2 separate regions of the Homo sapiens genome follow, and region 2 is linked to region 1. The links are chromatin loops, found by intact Hi-C in ENCODE. Cell type or tissue: tibial artery. All regions are shown on one strand.

Evidence for each region. A loop is a pair of places that touch in the nucleus more often than their neighbours do. Peaks named below come from ENCODE experiments on the same cell type or tissue, not always from the same donor. Only the 100,000 strongest peaks of a DNase experiment are listed, where the experiment ranks them.
Region 2: a loop joins it to region 1, with 2.7 times the contacts of the local background. A loop is called at or near these places in 1 of 110 quality-filtered maps.

The regions. Positions count from the first base shown.
Region 1 is chr6:79,267,974-79,270,473 of GRCh38, forward strand. No RefSeq gene overlaps it. Among named protein-coding and RNA genes, the nearest start is that of HMGN3, 35 kb to the left of the region's middle. In tibial artery, no CTCF peak of the experiment used is centred here; a DNase peak (open chromatin) is centred at 1,267.
Region 2 is chr6:79,179,751-79,182,250 of GRCh38, forward strand. LOC124901347 (a long non-coding RNA gene) reads right to left here. Exons shown (of 2, transcript XR_007059653.1): 2 at 414-933. Among named protein-coding and RNA genes, the nearest start is that of HMGN3-AS1, 53 kb to the right of the region's middle. RefSeq lists a silencer at 1,219-1,419. In tibial artery, no CTCF peak of the experiment used is centred here; a DNase peak (open chromatin) is centred at 1,296.

The sequences.
Region 1 (2,500 bases):
AATTTTAAACTTTAAAATGATGAATTTTATGGTATGTGAATTATATCTCAATTTTTAAAGAGGGAAGAGGTAGACAGAGGAAGGGAGTAAGAAAAAGAGATGCCATAGAAGATGGAGAAAAGGGATCACAACTCAAGGCATGCAGGTGGCCTCTAGAAGCTGGCAAAGGCAAGAAAACAGATTTTCCCCTTGAGCCTCCAGAAAGGAAAACAGCCCTACTAGCACCTTGGACCTTGACTTTAGTCCATTGAGATCTTTGTCAAACTTTTGACCTACAGAACTATACTCATGTTTGTGGTAATTTGTTATAGCAGCAGTAGAAAACTAATACAGTATTTTTGACATGTGTAAGTGGAAATGTCCAGTATGAAATTTCATATGTAAGTCTAGAGTTCAGAAGAGAGATTTGGGCTAGACATATAATAGCAATTTCTAGGTGCTATTTCAATACATTTGTATTCAATACATATGTATGAAAGAATTAATCCACTGAATATCTGCAGGTATCTGAGGTTAATTATTACCTATTATTTACATTTTTAATATCAAGGCACAGAGAGTTTCAATAACTTCCTTGAGGCATGCGACTATTAAGTGGTAGAGCTATGACTCAAATGTGGGGAGTCTGGCTTCAGAGTTGGGTCACTTCTCACAAATAAATAGATTTGTGAATTATCATGTAGGTTATAATTGAAGCTATCTGAGAAACACCTATTAGTAACATGGAACACATCAGTCACATTTGCAAGAGCTCTTTTGGTGGAGTGTGAGGCAGAGGCCAGATTGGGTTGATGAGTGAATGAGGGTTCAGAAAGTGGAGATGTGAGTGTAGACAAGTTTTCTGGAAAATATGTCTGTGAAGAGGGAAAGAGAGATAGCATCATATCAGCAGGAGAATGGGAGTTGAGAAGGGTAGTTTTTCAATGAAAGTCTTGATGATGTGTTAAAAACTGTTCAGAAATTCTGATGGAGGGGGGTGAGTCTGTAAAAGTGAGAAAGAATAGTTATTCCTGTTTAAGAATTCTGAGAAGAAAAGAGGAGGGGGATATAGGACACTGGAATGATTGGCCTTAGATAGGAAAGGGACAGTTCCTTTATTATATCTGAATGGAGTGAAAGGGATGGGTGTAAGCTGATATATTTGGTTTTAAGAAGTTGAGGAAATTTCTGAGGGCTTCTGTATTTTATTCTCTCATACGAAGTAGGAGTCAAGGTCGCCCTCTGAGCGTGGGGGAGGTGGTAAAAATGTAGGCGAAGTCAGTGGCTGTGACAGTGGCACCGCAGCAGAGAATCAGCAGTTTGAGAAGAGTGAAGAAGACTTGAATAATCATTTTGGAGAACAGGAGATTAAGTTACCCAGAGAAACATCGTCATATTTTTGTCAGCCTCAAGGGCTCATTTAAGGATTTATTTGATTTGCTACCATCCTCTTAAGTTGTTCACAAATTACTACACGTCTTAGATTTCTCCTCACTCCCAACAGTATTGTAAAATTCTTCTTCGAATTTCATCTCAATGTCTAGGATAGTGTTGAGAAATATTTAGGAAATATTTTTGGATTAATTAGGGTATTCGATTAATCTGAATACTTCGGTTCCCAACATTTCTAGATAAAGGAAGTTTACTGTAACATGTTTATAAAAGGCAAATAAGCTAGACATCTCCTTTCAAATAGGATTTCAATAGAAATCTTCCATTTTTTTAAAAAAAGGTCGGCTATACAATATCTGTTTTAAAATTAACAAAAAAATTACAAAAAGACCTTATCCCACAAAAGAGAGAGAAAAAAAGTTTGAACCCTCTCATTTTTATTTTGAGGTTAATAAACTTCATTTTATAAATTTATAGATCCATTACTAGTGGAATAAACATTCACATGGGTGTGTTGAGTAGTGAGAACGTGAGCTCTTTTTTGAGGAAGCAGACGGTGAAATGAGACACGAGGGATGGCTCTGGGCAGAGATAAGGGAACTCCTGCCAAACTCCTTTCCTGCTTGTTACTGTCCACAAATATGTGTGTGGTTGCAATCGAGCTTCTTTGAGGCCCTGTTCCATGCCAGAGGCTGATAAAAAAAATGTGACCATTTAGTTACAAATGGAAATCTCACAGCATGTGAAGCATAGCAACCAAGAGAGTCCCAAGGAGATTACCCAGCAACAATCAGAAAGTTAAAAACAAAGCAACACAGTAACCAAAACATAACCCAAACTATAGAGCCAAGGAAAGCAGGAAACATTCTAGGCAGAGCAGAGATGCTCTGTGTCAGGTTCAATTCAACAGTGTCACAAGATTTGTACTTCCTCACTCATATTTAGCAGATGCCTACTGTGTGGCAGTGCTTTGCCAGGGGCTAGGAATTTTAAATTGAGTAAGAAATAGTCCATGTCTTCAATGAAATAACCCCAGCAGTACAGTGTGACAAATGCTAGGAAGAGGCATCAGCAAAGTACCATGGGAGAAAAGGAGATTTGGGGTGTCTGGGGATATGTTTAATTTGAG
Region 2 (2,500 bases), 88 kb before region 1:
CTTTTTGGCTAGATTTTTAAACTGTTAATAGTTTTTTTCTACGTGAAGCCTATTTCTTAAAGGGTCTTCTTTTTGAAAGTCTTATAGCATCATTAATTTATCCCATTTATATTAATCTAAGACATTAAATTACTATTATTTAAAGTTCCCAGATAGCATGAGATAATCAGTTATCAATCATTATCCTTTTAGACAATCAATTATTGTACTAAATTGATGTTATCTCAGTCAAAAAACAGAGACTTGGCATTTTAGTGAGCTCATACAGCTTCAAGTTAAATGTGCCATTTCTGCAAGGTTTTCTGATATAATGAATATAACACACAGTTTCCCATCATTACCTCTGAGGCCAGTGAAGGGCCTGGAGATAGGACCTGAGGTTGCAAATCCCTGTTTCAAATTACAGAAGAGTGTAACAGGCACTTAGCTTTATTGTTTTCAATTACATAAAGTAACAAGGACTAATTTCCAAAGCATTGGCATAAAATGTCCCCAGGGGATTTGGTTTAATGAACAGCTAAAAGTGATCTACAATGAACATATTTGCTATTGTACATAAATGGTGCTTTTAAAGAGCTTTAGTTTTTTTTCTTAGGGAGGGAAATCTGGTTTAGCCTGTTCGTGTGTTGTAATACACAGAAGGAGAACCTTGCATTGCATTCTGTCCCAGTGGTTCCCAGTGGTGCACCGAAGAGCAAGCATAAATCGTCTTTCTCCCTGATGTCTTTTTACCCAGCTTGCACCCATCTCAGGTAGAAGAAGAGAGCTGATCCTGATGGCCTGGTTTCAGCATTTGGAAGGGATTACTTTTTCCAGGGTGGAACTGTCTAAGGCATTTACACATCCAGCAATTACAGGTAGGGTCCCTTTTCTCTGACTCCATCTTAGTTCTTTTTTTCCATCTCCAACAGTGTCCAGGTTCATTGCTCTGACCTGCGAAACAGAAGCAAGGCAAAGGAAATGGCAACACTTCGATTAATTTTGAAAAAAAGAGATGATGTTGATGAGGAAATGGTAGGAAAAATGCCATGAGATGAAGGCTATCCAGAGAGTAACACTCTTTTGTATGCTCCTTTACAAATCTAACTTGGTCTGCCCCTGCCGGCGGGCTAGGTCTACTGGACCCAGGTTTGCATTTGCTAAGAAGATCTGTAGCAGAAGGTCCAGGTCAGCTAACTCGTCTAACAAAGAGTCCCAGACCTCAGTGGCTTAATTTGATACAAATATATTGCTTCCTCACATCACAGTCAATGTGGTTGGCAGTCACGCAGGAGGAGTTCAGGTTTCTTCTATCTTTTGACACCACCATTGACAGCACAAATCCTAGTTGTCACAGAATGAGTGGCCAGGCATAGAAGTCATGTATATCACTGCCACACATCTTCCATTAGTCAGAACTCACATAGCCTGAGCCTAATTGCCAAGGGGCCCAGGAGGAAAGTAAATGGGCTTGGTAAACACTAGGCAGTGTCTCTGCCACACCAGGTCTGGGCTAGGGGATGAGAAATATTTCTATTCCTCTCTGAAGGCCTGATTTTGGTGTCTTTGGAAGGGACTCATTGTCACATTTAATAGTAAATTCTGAGATTTGCCTTTCAATTTAGTGAATAGTAGGGGTTCACTTGAAGTTGAATTGCTGAATATTCCTGATTCTCCATCAAAACATCGTCTCAAATAGCATCTAATAGTACCTGAATCAACAGTTGGAGATTCTGAAAAAGTGAAATTCAAAAGCTTTGCTGGATCCTCTCTAAGTAGATTTTATTTAGTGTTGTAAAGGTCAATAAGAGTGCAGTAGTGTACTAGAGCTTTGGCTCTTTCCTGATTTACACTGTTGAAATGTTTTTTATCACTGAAAAAGATTTCACCTTAAGCAAAAAAAAATGCTACTGGGATTTTCATTTAACCTGTGTGTGCACAGGACACACTGGACTTTCAGGAGTGAAGCCCAGTTGTTAAGAACATGGGTTCTTTGAAGACTGTCTTAGTGTGACCTTGAGCAATTTCCTTTTTTGTTTGTTTGTTTGTTTGTTTGTTTGAGACAGTGTCTTGCTGTGTTGTCCGGCTGGAGTGCTGTGGTGCGATCTCAGCTCACTGCAACCTCCTCCTCCTGGGTTCAAAGGATTCTCATGCTTCCGTTCTGGAGTAGCTGGGATTTACAGGTACACACTACCATGCCTGGCCAAGTTTTGTATTTTTTGTGGAGATGGTGTTTTACCATGTTGCCGAGGCTGGTCTCGAACTCCTGACCTCAAGTGATCCTCCCACCTTGGCCTCCCAAAGTGCTGGGATTACAGGCGTGAGCCACCACACCTGGCTGAGCCATTTACTTAATCCTCTGTGTCTCAGTTACCCTATCTATCAAACTGAAGGGTGAGGAATAAGGATGATAATAATAGTACTTACCTGGAATAAAGTGGATTGCCTTGCTTATCCTATATTCCACCTCCCTCCAGGGGTCCTTCCCCTCCTGCGGAGGTTGAAAAGCTAATATCTGCAT